5 separate regions of the Homo sapiens genome follow, and all the other regions are linked to region 2. A link is a loop called in an ENCODE intact Hi-C map of the cell type or tissue named here. Cell type or tissue: MCF 10A. All regions are shown on one strand.

Region 1 (4,000 bases), 410 kb after region 2:
CAGGAGAGACCGAAATAACGGGGTGAGGGGACACCCCCTCCAAATGGGGTGTGTCGGCATTCGCCTTTCTGCAAGAGAGGCGAGAGGCTATAGGGGATGAAGTGGAGCAAGAAGAGAGAACAGTACGAAGGGGCAGGGCACAACCCGGTCCCCAGGTCCCAGCCCACCCCCACCCTTCCGCAGGAGGCGCGGCCCTAGAGGCGGGGTTAGCTGCGGAGCTTCGCGTGGGCCCAGCGGCACCTCTCTCTCCGCACTGCTAGGGAGAAGGAGGGAGGATGACAGATTCAATTAAAGTGCCCAAGCCAAGCAGACACGTTGGGTCTCCAAAGAGTTGTGGCTGGGAATTCCTGGCTCTCACCCCGTTTGTCCCCGTGCCCTCTGTGTACCAACTGGGCCCAGCCACCCCACCGGCAGGTCTTTCTCTCACATGCCCAGCCTTGGGGGGGCATTTCAGGAGCTGTTCCTGCCACCCAGCGCAGGAGTACATAACAGATGGCTTCCCTTCACCTGTGGTCGCCCTGCAACCTTTTTTATAAGGCTAGTCCTGCCCTGTTGAGGAAATGGAATTACCTGTAGGAATACCTTGGGTGTTGGCTTCCTCCCTGCTGGAATGGGGTGTGTTGTAGGGGGAACTGGGCGGTACAGCAGGGAGGGGCTGCTTCAGAGTGGGACTGGAAACATGGGTGAGGCTCAAAGACAGAGATCCCAGTGTGGCTGTGCAGCTGCTCCAGACCTGGCACCCTCACCACTGGAGGCCCCCTCCCCAAGGCCTGAGGGGAGGAACAGACTGTGGGTTGGTGACGGACAGGCAAGCCTAGGATGGCAGTTTGGAGCCAGGCCTGGTCTAACCCGTTTTCCTGCTCCCAGTGCCGCAGGCCGAGGCTCCTGCCCACCTGAGTGCCAGGGCAAGGGAGGGGCCTGAGTGACCCATTAATCCCATGGGAACAGAGTGGGGCTGGTGGCATTCCTGATGACCAAAGGAGGCTGTGCCAATTCTTACTGGGGTACCCAAACATCAGCTCTCTGCCTGCCTCACTGTCAGGCTTGGAATGGGTTGCTGGTGGAGGGGACAGCACAAGCAAAGCCAAGGAAGTGGGGTCAGGGGGGAGGGACCCCCAAGGCCCCACCGTGTGCAGAAGCCTCCACGCTCATTTCTTTAATGGATCTAATTACTGTTTGGGGAACTGGGTGGTGCCTGGTGACATAGGGAGCCAGTCTCTCCCCCCAGGGAGCTCCCAGGGACTAGGGACCCCGTGGTATGACATTTTGCCAAGGACCCCATGCCTTTCTGTGTCCACCACTCTCCTTGCACTGCCAAGATATGTGCATTCTTACGCTAAAGAAATTAGGGAAAACTCCTGCCCCCTCTCCGAGTTTCTTTCTCCATTCAGAGGTTTCTCCATCCCCACACCGCTCACTACTGCCATCGAGGGTGTTAAGACCAACACTTTGATGGTGACTAGCAAGGCAGGTGGGGATTACAAGGGACCCAGCATCTGCTTCTCTGTCCCAAAGAGGGATCAGGGAAATAAGAGGCGCAGCCATCTTGTCTAGGCCCTGTGCCCACTGCTCTGCCCAGCATCATTAAGGGGGGCCGTTGTGCCAGGTTGAGGAAGGAGGTGCACAATGAGACAGAAGTTTGGGCTGGTTGGCATGATGCCATGTGGAGTCTTGGTACTGAGTCCCTTAGCGCCCTCATGTGTTTAAAGTTCCTGGGAGCCTAACTGTCCTTGGCCTCAGGGTGGGGTCTCTGTCACGGGACTCAAGGTACAGAAGCCAGTGATACTGTAGTATGGGGAGGGCAGGGGGAGACCCCCAGATTGGTGGGGTCAACCAATACTGGCATGCGGGCCAGCACACATACAGCCCAGCTTTTCTGTGTGTCTGCTGCCTATGAGTGGGCGGTGGACATATTTGTGCGTGTGCCATAGAACTTATGCATGTATATGCATGAAGCCGCCATACATGCGTCTGTAAGGGCAGGTCCTGTTGGACTGGCCTCCGGGGTGGACTGGCAGCCGCAGGGAAGCATGGTGGGAGAAGCGATGGAGGGTGTGTGCGTCCCTCGGAGGGGATCCCTCCCACGTTCACCCTTGGCTTCCATCCCTCCCATCCCTCCTCCCGGCTGCTGAATTATGGGGGATGGACGGAGGAAATCCGGGCCTGGGTCTGAGAGTCGCTGGGGCCTGCGCCGTTTCTGTGGCAACCAAAGCGTACGTTCCCTTCTTCCCTCCGCCCCTCTCCCTCGCCTCCTTTTCTTTGGAGGCAGGCCGGGCTTCCCTGCGCCTTTGCTACCCTCTGGTGGCCAACAGGAGAAGGACAGACCAAGAAGGAGGGCACGGAAGGAGACTTAGGGGAGCGGCGGCACTAGGGCCCCGGGGGCAGAGACAGGGCTGAGCCGCGAGGAAGCTCGGAGGAAAAGTCGGAAGGCTACGCGGACCCTGGGGAGGGGCTGCGGAGCGGTCAGATGGAAAGCGGCTTTGCTCTGGGGTTTCTTCTCTCTGAGCCGCTTCCTCTTCCCCACAGCCTGCGGCGAGAGGGCTACACCGTGCAGGTGAACGTGAACGACTATCTGGATATTTACTGCCCGCACTACAACAGCTCGGGGGTGGGCCCCGGGGCGGGACCGGGGCCCGGAGGCGGGGCAGAGCAGTACGTGCTGTACATGGTGAGCCGCAACGGCTACCGCACCTGCAACGCCAGCCAGGGCTTCAAGCGCTGGGAGTGCAACCGGCCGCACGCCCCGCACAGCCCCATCAAGTTCTCGGAGAAGTTCCAGCGCTACAGCGCCTTCTCTCTGGGCTACGAGTTCCACGCCGGCCACGAGTACTACTACATCTGTGAGTGACGGCGGCCGGGCGGGCGGGTCTGAACGCGAGAGTCTGAGTGACAGCCGGGGGGTGGAGCCCCTAGGCTCCGGGGCGGGGCCGGCGCGGCGGGCGCCAGGTCTCGCGGCTGAGACCAGGGAGGAGGCGTGGGCACGGGACGCCTGAGGGGTTCAGCTCAGACGAGGTCGTGGGGCCAAGAGAGGAGTTTGGTGACAGTCCCAAGTTTGGGCTGCGGAGAATCGCTGTTTCTGTGAGGGACATTCCGGGGTTGGAACATCAGGGATCCCAGTTTCTTGAGGGGTGGGACCAAAGGGGCGTCTAGGGCCGACGGCAGAGCTAAAGTGACCCGTGTCCAAAGGGTAGGGGAGCTCCTGAAGGAGACCGCCCGACGGGGACAGTTTGGAGGGGGTGAGAAATAGAGCCGTCGAGGGAGGGCACAGGCACACATTGGGCGAAAGTGACTCAGGCCCGGTCTCCTCCCCAGCCACGCCCACTCACAACCTGCACTGGAAGTGTCTGAGGATGAAGGTGTTCGTCTGCTGCGCCTCCAGTGAGTAGAATAGGCTCCGAGCCGCGCCCCCATCCTCAGCTCCCTGCTTTGGGGCTCCCCTGGCTTCCTGGGGGTGGGGGCGGAGGGCACAGGTGAGGGGGGCTTGCTCCCCAGCCGTAGCAAGGGGAGGGAATCCTGGCCCTGACTCTCCCCTCCTCTCTCCCCACCCGCACCCCACCCCGCAGCATCGCACTCCGGGGAGAAGCCGGTCCCCACTCTCCCCCAGTTCACCATGGGCCCCAATGTGAAGATCAACGTGCTGGGTGAGTCTGCGCAGCGCCCTCTGGTGGCCACTGCTGGAACCGCAGCCCCCCGCCCCGGTGCCTGCTCACCTCGCATGCCTTCCCTGGGGGCACTGATACTTCCTACCCTGTGGGTGGTCACGTCCCTGGCTCCATTGCTGCTGCCGCGTGCCCCTGCCCTGGCGCGCAACCCAGCCCTCACCAGTCTGTCTGTTCCTCTGTCCACAGAAGACTTTGAGGGAGAGAACCCTCAGGTGCCCAAGCTTGAGAAGAGCATCAGCGGGACCAGCCCCAAACGGGAACACCTGCCCCTGGCCGTGGGCATCGCCTTCTTCCTCATGACGTTCTTGGCCTCCTAGCTCTGCCCCCTCCCCTGGGGG
Region 2 (4,000 bases):
CTTATAGCCCTCAGATCCTATTCAAGTGTTGCCAGTTGTTCCAATAATGGTCTTTACAGTAGAAGAATCCAGTGCAGAATCACATGTTGCATTTAGTCCTAAGTGTCTTTACTTTCTTTCAGTCTGGAACAGTTCCTCAGGTTTTCCTTAACTTTCATGACTTTGACACTTTTGAAGATTACAGGCTATTTTGTAAAATGTCCCTCACTTTGAGTTTGTCAGCTGTCTCTCCATGATTAGATTCAGCTTATAATCTCTGAGAGGAGCATCACAGAAGTGGTACTGTGTCCCCATCACATTCCATCAGGTGGAACAAGATTCTGATTTGTTCCATTATTGATAACGTCTGCTCTGATCACTTGATTTAGGTGGTGTCTCCCAAGGCTTTTCACTGTAAAGTTACTCTTACTCCCTTTGTAATTAATCTTTTGCAGAGCAGTATTCCAAAACTACGTAAATAACCTATTCTTCATCAAACTTTCTATTTACTTATTTAATTGATTTGTATCACTTTAGACTCACATTTCCTATTCATTCAATGGGTTGCTATCTGTTATTACTTCATTACTTATTTTTGTTTTATTTTATTTATTTATTTATTTTGCTCTGTTGCCCAGGCCGGAGTGCAGTGGCATCATCTCGGCACACCACAATCTCTGCCTCCCAGGTTCAAGTGATCCTCCCACCTCAGCCTCCCAAGTAACTGGGATTACAGGCACATGCCACCAGGCCTGGCTAATTTTTTGTATTTTTGGTAGAGACAGGGTTTTACCATGTTGCCCAGGCTGGTCTCCAACTCCTGAGCTTAAGCAATCTGCCCACCTTGGCCTCCTAAAGTGCTGGGATTACAGGCACGAACCACCATGTCTGGCCTACTTGATTACTTGTTTTGATAACTTAATTGTTCTAGATTTGGCCACTGAGTGTGCCTGCAAACTGGCTTCCATATGATTTTGACATGCTCCATCATTGTTTTCTTTTCTTTTCTTTTTTTTAGACTGAGTCTCACTCTTGTTGCTCAGGCTGGAGTGCAGTGGTGAGATCTCAGCTCATTGCAACCTCTGCCTCCTGGATTCAAGCGATTCTCCTGCCTCAGCCTCCCAAGTAGCTGGGATTACAGATGCTCGCCACCATGCCCAGCTAATTTTTGTACTTTTAATAGAGATGGGGTTTCACCATGTTGGCCAGGCTGGTCTGGAACTCCTGACCTCAGGTGATCCGCCCTCCTCGACCTCCCAGAGTGCGGGGATTATAGGTGTGAGCCACCATGCCCTGCCACTCCAACATTGTTTTAAGCAATTTCTTGTTTTGGTAGGTGAATAAATATTTTTTACTTATATGAAAGGCCGAATTAGGTGTATATATAGAATTTAAGTTAATTGCATTTGCTCAAAGGATGGTATTTTGTGTTAAAATGAAATATCCTCCCAGAATTTTAAATCATGCAGCATGAACAGACATAAATGACAGCACCTATTTCTCAATGGGAGCTCTCACAGAGCGTCTGTTACAGCAAGAGAAATGAATTGGTTCCATGTTTTCTCCATTAGAAGACTATAATTAGAAACTGAGTCTTTGAATAGCATTTTTATCACCCTTAATTTTCAGTTTCTCATTTAAAAAATCCGTATATTTGTTGTTCTGTGAAAAATGTATTAATAGCTCTGCAAATGCTCCACTGCCCTTAGGAAAAAGATTGTATATTTAAATAGTCTTGGCTGGGCGTAGTGGCTCACACTTGTAATCCCAGCATTTTGGGAGGACACGGTGAGAGGATCACTTGAGCCCAGGAATTTGAGACCAGCCTGGGCAATATAGTGAGACTCTGCTTCTACAAAAAAAAAAAAAAAAGTCCTTTCAGGCACTTGAGATTGAGCACCTCCCCGCTCTGGCCTCTGCACTGGGGACGTACTCATCTGCATGCAAGCTCATCTCCGCTATCCTGTAGCGAGCACCTCGGGGTATGGCCTTTATACCTGCCTGGACCCCTCTTTGGGCCTGGTGTGCTCCAGATGCCTGGTAAGTGCTAATTGGACAGACTGGGTGGCCATGCACTGTGTCTCACTTCTGCCCACAGGATGGCAGCATTTGCTCAGAGCTCTGGCCCCACTAGGTGCTTGACTCTGGGAGTTCGTAAGACCTGGTTTCTTCCTGAAATGAAAACAGTGCTTTAGGTCTCTTCCTATGAAGGAACCCTCCATAAACTAATAGACAGTGTTATTTGCCCACCCCCTCTTCAATGTGCTTCGTGGAAAATGACATCTTTGAGGTGAATGACATGATGTTTTTGGACTATAGGCATCCATCCTCAAAGGGCTATCTAGCTCCAGAGTTGGTGTTAGCTAAAACTGAGCAAGCAGGCTGAACTCAGCAGCTCATTTTGTGTACAAGTCATTTAATGCAGAGAATTACTAGTTTTATTTAAAGATAATAGAGGAAAAAGGAACTATTAAGCACTTGCTGTATGCTATATGTTTTAAACCAGGGGTTCTCAAATTGAGTGGGCATCAGAATCACCTACAGGGACTGGTTAAAACAGACTGGCTTGGCACGGTGGCTCACACCTATAATCCCAGATACTCAGGAGGCCGAGGCAGGAGGATCACTCAACGCCAGAAGTTGGAGATCAGCCTGGCCAACAGAGTGAGACCATTGTCTGTACAAAAACTTAAGAAATTAGCCGAGCATTGTGGCATACGCCTGTAGTCCCAGATACTCAAGAGGCATGGGTAAGAGGACTGCTTGAGCCTAGGAGGTTGAGGCTATAGTAAGAGACGATTGCACTGAGAGGTAACAGCGTGCTGGCAGTCCTCACAGCCTTCGCTTGCTCTCGACGCCTCCTCTGCCTGGGCTCCCACTTTGGCAGCACTTGAGGAGCACTTCAGCCCACCGCTGCACTGTGGGGGCCCCTTTCTGGGCTGGCCAAGGCCGGAGCCGGCTCCCTCAGCTTGCAGGGAGGTGTGGAGGGAGAGGTGCGAGTGGGAACCAGGGCTGCGCCTGGCGCTTGCGGGCCATCTGGAGTTCCGGGTGGGCGTGGGCTTGGCGGGCCCCACACTCGGAGCAGCCGGCCGGCCCTGCCAGCCCCGGGCAATGAGGGGCTTAGCACCTGGGCCAGCGGCTGCGGAGGGTGTACTGGGTCCCCCAGCAGTGCCAGCCCGCTGGCGCTGCGCTCGATTTCTCACCGGGCCTTAGCTGCCTTCCCACGGGGCAGGGCTCGGGACCGGCAGCCCATCATGCCTGAGCCTCCCACCCCCTCCATGGGCTCCCAAGCCTCCCCGGTGTGTCCGGAGCCTCCCCGATGAGCACCGCCCCCTGCTCCATGGTGCCCAGTTCCATCGACCACCCAAGGGCTGGGGAGTGTGGGCGCACAGCATGGGACTGGCAGGCAGCTCCACCTGCAGCCCTGATGTGGGATCCACTGGGTGAAGCCAGCTGGGCTCCTAAGTCTGGTGGGGACGTGGAGAACCTTTATGTCTAGCCCAGGGATTGTAAATACAGCAATCGGCACTCTGTATCTAGCTCAAGGTTTGTAAACACACCAATCAGCACCCTGTGTCTAGCTCAGGGTTTGTGAATGCACCAATCCACACTCTGTATCTAGCTACTCTGGTGGGGACTTGGAGAACCTTTGTGTGGACACTCTGTATCTAGCCCATCTAGTGGGGAGGTGGAGAAACTTTGTGTCTAGCTCTGGGATTGTAAATGCACCAATCAGTGCCCTGTCAAAACAGACCACTTGGCTCTACCAATCAGCAGGATGTGGGTGGGGCCAGATGAGAGAATAAAAGCAGGCTGCCGGAGCCAGCAGTGGTAACCCGCTGGGGTCCCCTTCTACACTGTGGAAGCTTTGTTCTTTGCAATAAATCTTGCTACTGCTTACTCTTTGGGTCCACATTGCTTTTATGAGCTATAACACTCACCGCGAAGGTCTGCAGCTACACTCCTGAAGCTAGCGAGACCATGAGCCCACTGGGAGGAAAAAACAACTCCAGACGCGCTG
Region 3 (4,000 bases), 140 kb after region 2:
CTTTAATTCAAAGGTAAATCGGGGCAGTTCATCTCTTTTCCTCGTCCAATTGTTGGGTTTTGGAGAATTTGAGCAGTGGTGATTTTGCCATTTTTTCTCTTAAAAACAGGAAAATGTCATTTTACTAGATTTGTACTCAACAGGAAACTAGAATTATCAGAATTTTCTTGATAGCACAATGCAACAACACTTGTATAGAAGCCTCCAAACACTAAAGATTCAACAGTGCCTTCCAACTTTACAAATTCTCAGAGAGTCAATGATCCTTACCCCAGGAGTCACTGAGTCCTACTATGCACAGTGCTCTTCGTTAGGCACAGCAGGGGTGGCTGCAGGGATGATTGGGAAGACGCTGGCCTCCCTGAGCTTAATTGAGTGCCATGTTTCTTAATAAGAGTGTGCACTGGCCCCCCTGCGGTGCTGTCAAAACACACATTCCCAGGCAGTGGGGTTCACCTGCCTATGCAGGACCCAGATATGACACGGGGGATCTGAGGCACACCCCTGATTGAGAACCGCTGCCACGGGGGAAATGATCATCATTGAAAAATGGTAACAACAAAACCAAATAGAACGGATTAACTTTGAAAAAGTCAGGGATGACACACCTTGGCACTCTCAGAGAAACAGAATATTCTTTTTTTTTCTTTTTTTTTATACTTTAAGTTTTAGGGTACATGTGCACAACGTGCAGGTTTGTTACATATGTATACATGTGCCATGTTGGTGTGCTGCACCCATTAACTCGTCATTTACATTAGGTATATCTCCTAACGCTATCCCTCCCCCATCCCCCCACCCCACAACAGGCCCCGGTGTGTGATGTTCCCCTTCCTGTGTCCATGTGTTCTCATTGTTCAATCCCACCTGTGAGTGAGAACATGCGGTGTTTGGTTTTTTGTCCTTGCGATAGTTTGCTGAGAATGATGGAGAAACAGAATATTCTATTAAGCTGAGCACTTGTTCCCCATGACTTTGGAGAAGTGGGAGTGCGCGTTCATGGAAGGAGTTTGGAATGGATTGTTAAGGCAGGGGACTTGGCCACTTACTCTATTATCCTGAAAACTTTAAGCTGTCTGACCAGCTCCTGTGTGTAAGAGACTCAAGAGGAGTCACCTTTAAACTTTAAGATGTTGGAGCCAAAGAGCTGTCTTTATTATTGTTTTCTATGTCAAGTTTGAGGCTGTGTTTAGGGGACAGCCAGCTCTGTGACTGGGCAGAGGCAAGGCTATTAAGAGAAGGGACAGAAGTTGTTCGGACAGTCCCACAAAGGGCCTCCTGAACACAAACCAGGTCAGTCATTGTTACCAAAAACCGCTCACAGCCACTCTCCCGACATTTTCCTCTCCTTGTCAGGCAGTGCCCCTCAGACATGGAATTCTGGCTACAATCAGAGTTCTCAGAGATCCTCTGGCCTAATCTGCCCACTTTACAGACAACACAACTGAGATTGAGCTAGAACAAGTAGCTTGTCCAAGCTCACAAGTGATCAGCATCCCAGACAAACTGGCCCTGGCCTCTCGTCCCATGTAGAATGGGCAGAGGGTTGCTGGGGTGGGAGCCCCTTGGGCAGGGCAGTTGTTAGGCTGCTTTTTTTTTTTTTTTTTTTTTTTGAACATTTTCATTCTCTCAGCTGCCCATGCTGGGACTGTGATTTTTTGTATCCTGAGTTACACTGGAAGCTTCCTGAGAAGCGTGTCCACGGCCCCCTCACTTCACATGGCCTAGGGCGAGGACAAGTGTGTGGTTTCCAAGGTAACACATAGCTGGGTGGATTCAGCCTCCCGGGCCGCCTCCTCTTCCTGGGAGGCTTCATCTTAAGCCCGCAGGGGAGGAGGCGTGGGAGGCCAGGCGACGCACCGCCTTCCCATTCACAAACACGGACTCTTCCCGAAACCAGTCTCCCCTCTGTCCTCCTGCCAGGGTTCAAGGGCAGATGACCCCTCCCCACCCCGTCCTGAACTCCTGGAGCTAAGGAAGCTCCTGGAGGACTTGGCAAGAGGCGTTTGCCTGGAAGTCAACAGAACCCCAGCTGACGGGGAGGTCAAGCCTTAACATGCCCGGAGCAGGGCTTTTCACACCTGTTAATGGACACAGCACCACCCAGTGAGAGCATGATCCAGGATGACATTCCCCAGAGACAAAACAGAAAGTCAATACAGGCAGCCGAGAAACAAGCCTTGCTGCCACCACGAGCACACCCACCCCATCGGAGACGCCAGCCAGGGCCAGGGAGAGCAGCCGGGGGCCCTCACACCTGAGGGACAGGGAGCAGGGGCAGGAAAGCCCCCTCTGAGGCAGAAAGGGTTAAGCCCAAGTGTTTAAATGTTTAGCAAATAAAACCAAAATGTCACACAGAGACTGCCAGGGCTGGTGTAGTAACCATGGCAATCCATGGCCAGCGGCCGATCCAAGTGAAAAGGTGCTGGGATCGAGGTGGGCCTCCCAGAGAGTGGCAGGGAGGGCCATGGTGGGCATGGCCAGCTCACTGGGCAACCTGCTGGGACCCGCAGCCCCTTAGGATGCAGAAAGCACGGGCCAGATGCCAGGTCTGTGGGCTTCAGGTCAGGCTCTCAGCCTGTTAGAGGCTCTACTTTCTCCTTAGAATGAGGAGGGAGTAAATCTGCCATGCCTACCCCAGTTTTGTCATTCATTCATTCATTTATTCAGCCTACACTCATTGAATAGCACCTACTATGTGCTAGGCACTCTCATGCCTTTGGGGGTCCAACAGTGAAACCAATACAGTCCCCACTGCCATGGAGCCCACAGTCAGAGAAGGGAGTTGCAGGCAAGAAATAGTATTCACAACCAACATAAGACACGCAGGGACAAGTAAGAGCCGCTGCTATAAGAGCTGGTGCTAGGTCCACTCCTAGAAGGGGCACCCTGGGGTCAGGGAAGGGGGACGATGGCCAGAGAGAGTTCCTGGAGGAGGAAATATCTATGCTGAAACCTAAAAGGCAAAAAGGTGAAGGCGGCCAGGCCCAAGGCCTCATAGATGTGAAAACCCTCTAAAAAATACAAAGCGCTAGACAAGATGTGGCCACACCATCGTCTCTGAGGCGCTTGCTAATGTATCAGCTCTGAGCTTTCTGTCTTCAAAGTGTAGTCTGACGAGGATTTATTCCATGGTGTTCTGACTTCTCGGGCCCAGTTGGTGGTGTAGCTCCTCTCTCTATTTCTCCCTTTCTTTCTAGCCCCACTGTGCACAGCTGGGCCAGGCAGGAGGCCGAGGCCCAAAGAAGAGCAGCGCTCCAGTGAATCCCCATCACCAGTCGCTGTTCTCTGGAACACATTCCCCATTTTCAATTTCCCTTGTGTGCTGTGATCATCCAGGGGCACACTCATGAAAGTGGGACAGGAGAGGGATGTAAACCTGGCAGAGGAGGCCCCCATCTGGAATTTCCTTGTCAAGGTCTCCTCCCCTTCAGTACGAGTGGCCCGAGCTCCCTCCTTCCATCTGCTCATCACACCTGAGTTAAGGAGCTGACATGCTCAAACCTAGCCAGGCTGAGAAGTCTGTCTGGGGGTCTCAAGATCTCGGAGGTTCAATGAAGGTATTTCTAATTCATCAACCAACCAGCCAGAGACACCCTTAGGAAACCTCTACCAGGTGTCTGAAGAAGGATGGGGACTCTAGCCCCTACCTGGGGGGTTTGGGCAGCCTCCACCTCCCTTCGGAGGACAGGCACAGCTTCCTTCTCTTTTTTTTTCCTCTCCTGAAACGCTCTGGGCCAGCTTTGTCCTGAGCATACAAGGTCTCTGCTCCTGGCGAATGCAGGGCACAGCATCATCTCCGCGTGAAACCTGCCCAGCCTCTCTGGGAGAAATGCATCACTCCCTCCTCCGTGGCCACTTGGTGTTTCACAGACCCTCATATTATGGCACTTATGACCCTGGGTCACAGTGGATAAAGGTCTAGGACAAACCAATTTCCAAAGGCAGGAATCAGGTCTGCTTTATTTCTGGATTCTCAATGCCTAGCACAAAGTAGTCC
Region 4 (4,000 bases), 190 kb before region 2:
TCTGCTGTATTGCCAGCGTCAGTTATGGGAGTAGCAAGATAATGAAGCACACCCTGCCCAGTGGCTTCCAGAAGTTCCTGGTCTACAAGGTCAAGGAGCCGGAATGAAGCGCTGCTGATGTGCAACAAATTATACTGAGCTGAGATTGCTCACAATGTTTCCTCCAGAACCACAAGGCCACTGTGGAGCGAGCAGCCCCGTGGGCCATCAGTCACCACTCCCAAGGCCAGGCTGTGCAGCGAAGAAAATGAACAGACAACTCAGTCTATGTTTTGTTTTTAAATGAAATCATAAAAAGTGCAAAAAAAAAAAAAAAAAAAACACTCTAGAGTGAGACCTGGGCCGCAATCTGGGCTCTACCACTTACTATGACTGACCCAAGACAAGTTATTTCATCATTCTAAGCACCCGTGTTTTTATCTGAAAAACAAGGTTCCCACCTGGCTGAGTTGTGGCAGATTAAATGAGATGCTGTATGATGAAAAGCATTTGTTCAGCAGCACACCTGGTGCGGAAAAAGAGTCTATTCTCACTACTTACATCTTGGCCTTTCACAGGGTCAGAATCCAACATTCAACACTCAAACCCTGGGTGCTTGTAAACACGTGTTCAATCTGAATTCTGAAAACCATTACTCTAATTGCTCGGGTGGTGGGTGGCGGGAGCATTTCTTAATGCAAACTTCCTCTTCTCTTAAACACAGATGGGTTAAAACAATAGGCACTTGTTCCACCTGGTGGCAACTTACATAAATGTTTAATGGAAGTTAAAAACTTGAAACCATGTTAGGAATTTTGGAGGGGAAAACTTTTTGATAGCAGACTCAACAGTATGCCCTTCTAGGACCTGACGTGAATTTATTTGTGCATTTCCAAATAGGAGCTTCCAACAGGGCTTCTCCACCATTGGCTGTGTATCCAAATCACCTGGTACAATTTTTTTTTAAAATAGGTTTTTGAACTTTGCAACAGACTTAGGGCATCCCACAGATGGCATGGGACATTTGTATTAATAACAAACTGATAAAAACAGAAGCAGAGCCCAAATCTTCTATCTAGTGAGGGATGAGAACCAGTGCACTAACTTTCGACTCAGGAAGAGATGGGCCAGGAAATGGCAGTAAAACATCACTGTATTACTATTTTACTTGGGAAGAAAAACATAATAGAAGGACTCTAAATGTGAACAGAGTAAATAAAAGATAGAATCTGCTGGTTATGTTCCATCATGGTGTTTCTATATTTCATTAATGGTGACTGCAAATGAAACTCTGCTGTAGCTCTTACCATGGGAAGTATTTTTCTGAAGGAAGATGATTCTCAGAGCTAACTGAATTAAGCAAAACCACTGTAGTTTTCTTGGAATAATGTTTATTTAAAGTTACATTTCAGAGGAAACTATCTTCAGGAGGGCATGAAGCCTATATTGGCTACTGCAAAACAACCAGAAGTTTTATAAAATATTTCTGATTTAAATTACTAAGGCACTATAGATAGACACCTATATTACATACAATCTTCAAACATTTTTAAAAGTTGAAACTATGTATTAGTTGATATCTAAAATATTAAAGCCCCTGACAAACTGAACGGCTAAGAACTTGACAAAATGAGACGCCTGTTTCAATGATTCTGTTGCCAGCATATTAATTAAAATACAATTTGAGATTCTAAATTACACGATCCAGCCTTAGTCCAGGGACCTTGTGATGATAGTTGTATTAGACTTCAAAACACCCTTTCCGCAGGAAAGGGCATTTTTCAAGATGGCAACTGCTGTGTCATCATTTTCCCTTTTCTGGACTGTATCAGAAATCCTTCAGAAAGCCCTACCCTTAAATGCACAGCTGCTTTTCCCAACTGCAGTTTTCTCTTTTCCCATTAGATGGCAGTAACGCACCATCTCTCTTCACACAGGGTCAGCGGTGGAGGGTAAGTTGAACAGAAGGCCCACTGCACAGCAGGCCAAGTTTCTCTAGTCCACGTTAGTGGGGCACAAAAATTGGAAATGAGAATACAGAAGAGTGATTCTAACCAGGTCATAAGGCCAAACTAGTGCTAGTTATGGAAAAATAGGAGACAACTAGTGAACGAGAGATCTGTGAAGGGTTTCAGTGCAATCCTGCTGAGTGTCAAGGGGTGCGGGGAAGGGAAATGAAATCGACATCACTGCACTCCCTAAACCCTGGAAGGAGGGAGAAACAAGGGGCTAACCTTTGACTGAAAAAGGGCATCTGACAGAACAGAAACTAACCCCACTTAACCCGCAACTGAAGAATGCCTCACAGTTATTCTTCTGAATATCAAGATGCATCCAGTAACAACAGCCAATAACAGACTAGTAACAGAGTTACATAATCCAATTAACAAATTAGGACAATTTCCCACCACCTGCCTCAAAAACTCCTGGCTGCCCCTATCAGCTACCTGCCCACCTCCCCATCCTGCGGCAGAGGCTAGTACACAAATACCAATTCTGCAAAGTACGGAGACTTCCAACAGCAAAGAATAAAGGCTTTCTAAAATGCTTAAGAAAGTGCTTTGAATAACTTAAAATGACACTTCTGCCCCCAACAGAGAGTAGATATATCAATATTTACCTTTTTGTATACATATTAACACTTCTCCATTATTTTATTCCTAGCTTAAATACACACAAGGCCAGTGGTTTGCAGGCCATCCTGAGATACAACTATGGTATCAAAGTAAATAGCAAGGTCCTTTACTCTCTCTTCTTATAGGCCTGAAACTAACCAACTGAACTTGTCCAGTCATCGCAAGCAAGTATTTTTTTTAAAGAAGGTGTGATCAAGAAGAACACTGACACAGCTCTATGGATGCTAAATTCAAGGCAAATTCACTGAAAGACATTCTTCTCACCAGAGAATATCCTGGGAGATGGAATAACTCGAAGGAATGAGGACTACAGGAAAATACTTGTCTCAAGACAAAATGACAAAAAGCCAGAGCATTCAGAGCTCAGAGAACATGTCACAGAGCTTCAGATCAGCTGGCCATGGAGGTTTAACAAGGAAGCCATTAGGGACACCCTGCTGGGCCTAATTGTTTTTAGAACATATGGAACTTTGTGCCACCACACAGCTGTGAACTCCCTGGCTTTTGTCAGCTTGTGTCACAACCTCAAGAAGAAAATAGCTCACTAACGCCCCCACCTCTGACTTCCCACTAATTTACTATATTTCTTCTTATAACCTCCTGTACAACTGTAAAGCAACTGGACAATATGTAAACTCTGCCTCTCCTCTACTTTTAATTCTATAAAGAATATAGTATGACTTGTCACAGAGAAACAGTATAGAAGAAGCATAATACTGGGCATATGACAGAAGCTCAATAAATACTTAATGTATCTGGCCTGTTTTCAAGATGTTATTTCATTATACATTCATCACAGTTGCTGGGTATGGGCCAAAAATCATTTAGTGCACAAAGAAAAATTGTATAAAGCTTTTAGCATTTATTAAAATTAGAATAACTGCTGTATTCCCTTTGTAGAATAAGGTTAAGTAAAAACGTTTCATTTCTAGAATGTTAAACTAAAAATAAGTTTAACACAATGAATAATTTGTATAAAGATAATAAATATTTGTTGAATGGATGCTGAAAAAACCTTTTAAAATCTTACACTAAAGATATAGTAAATGAACCAATACACACTGAAAACATTCTATCAGTATCTGAAAAAAACATTCCTTTTGGTTTTTTGTTTGCTTGCTTGTTGAGACAGGGTCTCACTCTGTCACTCAGGCTGGAGTGCAATGGTGCGATCATGGCTCGCTGCAGCCTTGACCTGAGCAGAGGTGATCCACCTACCTCAGCCTCCCGAATAGCTGGAACCACAGGCATCCACCACCAGGCCAGGCTTTTTTTTTTTTTTTTTTTTGAGATGGAGTTTCGCTCTTGTCACCCAGGATGGAGTGCAGTGACATAATCTTGGCTCACTGCAACCTCCACCTCCTGGGCTCAAGTGATTCTCGTGC
Region 5 (4,000 bases), 80 kb after region 2:
CTTCCACACTGCAGCCAGGGAAATCTTTCTGAAACTCCAGACCCTCCCCTGCTCCCAATCTACCAGTGGCTCCCCCTCTCCTAGGTGTGGGAAGAGGAGAGGGGACGTTCTCAGCCTCTGCACAGCGACACACTGGGGCAGACAAACAGTCTCTCTGGGGCTAATAGTAGTTGAAGGATTGACATTTGTGAACGATTTATTTTTTTTGTTATGGCAGTTTCAAGGCTATCCTGTGATAATATCACTCTCGCTATCTGGTACTCTGATTTGCTTTCTTCAGTGGAAAGGAAGGGCCGGGACTCCAGCTAGCCTGATGGAAATGATTTATAACCTGGGGCACACCCACAGCAGAAGTCGGCTGTCTGAATATCATCTCTCCTGCATCGCTGGAATCAAAGAAACAAGTACATAAATAAGGTTGGAAACTGTTGGCTGATAGAAGAGTCATTCCAAAATCCTTAGGCTGGTGAAAAAGGCCCGTGCCTGCTCCTGTAGCGTTGAGTGCACTGCCGCATCTTATGACACCCCAGCAAGCAACTGCTTATTCTCTCCTCCAATCCATGCTCCCCCACCTCCGAGCTTCCCTCATGCTGGCCCCTCTGCCCGGAGGCCCCTTAGGCCTAGGAAATCACCTCCTCCGGAAAGCCGTCCCGGATCAAGTGCCCTCTGTGGAGCCCCTTCTTCCCCATTCTCCCTCACTTCTCACCACCGGCTCTTGGCCATCTCCACCCCCAGCACCAGCCTCCATTGGTTGGTTGGTTTGTCGGTCGGCAGGTGCTGAGAAAGCTGGTCAGAGCTACTGAAGGAAGCTGTGAATGAACAAGGACTTAGGGGAAAGTGACGTTTAAACCTGGTCTCATCTCACTCCCTGCTGTGGGCCTCTGCTTTCTGTTTAAAGCCATTCTGGGTCTCTGCTTGCTCTCACAGCTGCTGTCTGTCTGTGGTTTTCATTGAGCTCCACCCGCCCGGGGCCCTCAGTCTGCCGCCCGCGCCTGCAAGCTTTCTCTCTCCTGGTTGAGCCTTTCCCGACATCTGCCATCAGTCACAGAGCGTGACTTGGAAGCAAAGGGGCTTCACAGTTCATCGTTTTTTATATACAGAGAGAAGAACAACAGTAGTTGGGATTCTTGCAAAATACTTCCTCAAAGATCTTAGAGATGATCTACTTCTCATTTCATTTTATTTCTGGGGCTATCTCTGTGTGGTAGGTAAGACTGGATGCTAATCTTATTTGAAGAGATAACAATAATCACTATCATTTCTCAAGTGCCAATCACGTGCCATGTGGGCCAAAGCTTTATGCGCATTACTGAATTTAATCCTCAAAAAACAAGACTCATAACTGTCACTTCCTATTTTACTGAATTGGAAAATTAGACCAGGTGCAGTGGCTCATGCCTGTAATCCAAGCACTTTGGGAGGCTGAGACAGAAGGATCCCTTGAGCCCAGGATTTCAAGACCAGACTGGGCAACATAGTGAGATGCTGTCTCTACAAAAAATGAATAAAATTAGCAGGGCATGGTGGTACGTGTCTATAGTCCCAGCTATTCTGGAGGCTGAGGTGGGAGGATCACTTGATTAATTACTAGATTAGGAAACTTGCACAAAATAAAACATCAATTGAGTGGCAGGGCCCGAGTGTGTGCTTGGACTTGCCTGCATCCACAGCCCTGTCTTTGACCATATTGCACCTTGGAGGAGCCCTGTCTTTGACCATATTACACCTTGGAGGAGGTGGAGACCTAAAAAGGGAGGTGAGATGAGTGGAGAGACTGGTGGGGATTCTCTCTCTCTCAGGTATCTCATCCTGGATCTGTGTTATAATGAGCCATGCTTCCCAGGAGAGTAAGACAGAGCCAGGGCTGCCCTGTTCAGCAGCATAGGTTGCGCACTGTGCAACTCCAAGGAGTGCCAGTCACGAAGACTTCAATGTGAATGGCACCCCCTGGAGGGAAGTGCTGCATAGGCAGTGCTCCTGGCAAGAGCCCTAAAGAAAAGACGGGTGTCTTGCTCTTCTCAGTTATGCTTTCCAAAGATAATTAAAGGCAGGCAGCTCCCCAGGCAAGCAAATGTTGTGGAAGGCACACAAAGCTGCAGCCTCACCTAGGCAGGGTTAGTGTGGGAAGGACGTGGGAATCACCCTGTGACCAAGAACAAAGAGGAACAGCACAGAACAAGTACCCTGGGAAGGAATTTTCTTGTTTTTGTTTCCCAGAGCAGTGGGGTTCCCAGGGCAGGACGTGGGAGCTCTGGTTGGGCGTCTTTCCCTGCCACAGAGAAGACAGGGTGCCAAGGAGGAGCCTGGGACGTCAGGGCGAGTGGGAAGAATTCTGACTCAGCAGAGGTTGCAAAGTAGCCCCCAGGGAATCAGAGAGAGAGGAAGATAGAGAAAGAGAGGGACAGGGATGGAGACAGAGACAATGGCTGGAAGGGGAGGAGTCTGAGGGCAAGGGCACCTGGGTGAGGGTCTGGCCTGAGCATGAGGGGCCTGAGGACAGGGATATGCACAATAATGCCCTGACCCGGGGTCCCCACGGCCGTGGGGCTTGGGGAGACTACGGGATGCTCCCGGACCACAAGCAGCCTGCCCAGGGAGTGCAGCTGTCCCTGACCTCTCGCCTCTTTCCATAGGCCTGGGCTACGCAGAAAGGCACATTTCCCTGCTTTCTGGGAGTGGGCTCTGGCCAAGTGAAGCGTCACGAAGTCTGGGATGGGAGTAGTTTCTCAGGGGCTGGTCCGGCCCCAACTGCCCACAGCCAAGTCACCTGAGCCTTGGTTTACATGATTAACTGAAAATTCTGGTACACGTCAGGAATAAAGCTAATTCCGAAGGTCAACACTATATGGAGAAAGGAATGGAGACAGCCAGTCGCACACACTTTTCCCTCAGAAGGGCCTTTCTTGCTGGAGAAGCTTCTAAAGCCTCGAAGCTGGTGCACCCCAAGCTCTGGAGAGCAGCGGCTGGAAGGGAAGGCTCCAGGCCTGGTGCTCAGGCCAAGGGCCTCCTGCACCCCTCCTCACCCATTTCCTCGGCCCCAGGAGCAGAATGAAAGAGATATGAAGAGACAGATTGCCTTCAGCAATCCTTTTCTCTGCCTCTTGAACTGAGAGATTCTTACTTAAGGAAAGGAAGGAGCAGGATAAAGAGATGACCCATCTGGAGATGCCTTCTCACCTGTGGGGTCTGAAGGGAATAGAGCAAAACCCCCTTCGCATCAACTCTCACAGCTCTGGGCCTCCCTCTCTTCATCTGGGAAGGGTGGGGGGCTGGGTCCATGTGCATTAGGGCCCCTTCCAGCTCTAAGGAGCTGTAATTCTCAGAGAATGTTTTCTTACCCGTTTCCCACACTAGATGGAGAGCTGGTTAGGTAGGGGAGTGGGCAGCTGCAGCCCTGATCCTTGATAAGGGTCTTAAGAGACCATCTTTGAAGACACAGATGCCCAGGAGGCTTGCCCTAAATCAGCCTCATGGTGACAAGTGTCGTGGCTGTGCTCGGGGTCTCTGCATACAGTGGGATTCTCCTGGGGAGCATCAGCTCAGAGGCCCAGGACCCCCTCAGCTTCTGAGCTTTCCTGGGGCGGTGAGAGCAGCCCTGGACACGTGGCTGAAGGCCTGGGCAGCAGGGGCCTGCCTGCTGTGTCAGCTTTACCATCAGAGTCACTGAGTCTTGGGGCTCCCTCTAGCCCAGTTCACCTCATTCTTTTTAGATAAGCAAATGGAGGCCAGAAAGCGGAGAACTGGGCATCTGGTGCACTTCTCACCACATGCTGCCTCTTTCTAGCCACAGGGCATCAGATGTGTGAGCTCGGCAGAGTCCAGTCCCAGGAGAGAGACCCTTGGCTGGGAGCTCAGACCCGCCCAACTCGCGGTGTGAGTCTGGACAAGTTGCTTCCCTTCTTTGGGCTTTGGTTTCCTCGTGTGTACAATATGAGGATTTGGCTAAAGAAGCTCTAAAGCCCCCTCCAGCTCTAAGTCAGGTGTTTTTTTGGATCACATT

The links. Peaks named below come from ENCODE experiments on the same cell type or tissue, not always from the same donor. Only the 100,000 strongest peaks of a DNase experiment are listed, where the experiment ranks them.
Region 1: a loop joins it to region 2, with 12 times the contacts of the local background. A loop is called at or near these places in 14 of 110 quality-filtered maps.
Region 3: a loop joins it to region 2, with 8 times the contacts of the local background. A loop is called at or near these places in 2 of 110 quality-filtered maps.
Region 4: it touches region 2 in a loop (8-fold over the local background); 15 of 110 quality-filtered maps call a loop at or near these places.
Region 5: a loop joins it to region 2, with 9 times the contacts of the local background. A loop is called at or near these places in 21 of 110 quality-filtered maps.

The regions. Positions count from the first base shown.
Region 1 is chr1:155,082,565-155,086,564 of GRCh38, forward strand. It overlaps EFNA4-EFNA3 (EFNA4-EFNA3 readthrough), which reads left to right. Exons shown (of 5, transcript NM_001407761.1): 2 at 2,527-2,840; 3 at 3,313-3,378; 4 at 3,564-3,641; 5 at 3,849-4,000. The coding sequence ends at 3,979. It overlaps EFNA3 (ephrin A3), which reads left to right. Exons shown (of 5, transcript NM_004952.5): 2 at 2,527-2,840; 3 at 3,313-3,378; 4 at 3,564-3,641; 5 at 3,849-4,000. The coding sequence ends at 3,979. Among named protein-coding and RNA genes, the nearest start is that of EFNA3, 5.7 kb to the left of the region's middle. RefSeq lists an enhancer at 1,747-2,046 and silencers at 2,547-2,646, 2,847-3,046, 3,244-3,412, 3,397-3,446. In MCF 10A, CTCF peaks have their summits at 1,729 (motif pointing left), 2,309 (motif pointing left) and 3,688 (motif pointing left); DNase peaks (open chromatin) are centred at 2,357, 2,617, 2,857, 3,327 and 2 weaker places.
Region 2 is chr1:154,667,784-154,671,783 of GRCh38, forward strand. LOC124904428 (a long non-coding RNA gene) reads left to right here and starts at 3,809. Exons shown (of 2, transcript XR_007066636.1): 1 at 3,809-4,000. In MCF 10A, a CTCF peak has its summit at 2,081 (motif pointing right); a DNase peak (open chromatin) is centred at 2,088.
Region 3 is chr1:154,811,619-154,815,618 of GRCh38, forward strand. All of the region lies in intron 2 of KCNN3 (potassium calcium-activated channel subfamily N member 3), which reads right to left. Among named protein-coding and RNA genes, the nearest start is that of KCNN3, 57 kb to the right of the region's middle. RefSeq lists enhancers at 1,297-1,956, 1,957-2,614. In MCF 10A, no CTCF peak of the experiment used is centred here; a DNase peak (open chromatin) is centred at 2,023.
Region 4 is chr1:154,478,128-154,482,127 of GRCh38, forward strand. It overlaps SHE (Src homology 2 domain containing E), which reads right to left. Exons shown (of 6, transcript NM_001010846.3): 6 at 1,354-4,000. Among named protein-coding and RNA genes, the nearest start is that of TDRD10, 22 kb to the right of the region's middle. In MCF 10A, a CTCF peak has its summit at 1,880 (motif pointing right); DNase peaks (open chromatin) are centred at 714 and 1,874.
Region 5 is chr1:154,747,303-154,751,302 of GRCh38, forward strand. All of the region lies in intron 3 of KCNN3 (potassium calcium-activated channel subfamily N member 3), which reads right to left. Among named protein-coding and RNA genes, the nearest start is that of KCNN3, 120 kb to the right of the region's middle. RefSeq lists enhancers at 991-1,200, 2,096-2,599 and a silencer at 1,849-1,898. In MCF 10A, a CTCF peak has its summit at 1,986 (motif pointing left); DNase peaks (open chromatin) are centred at 1,959 and 2,239.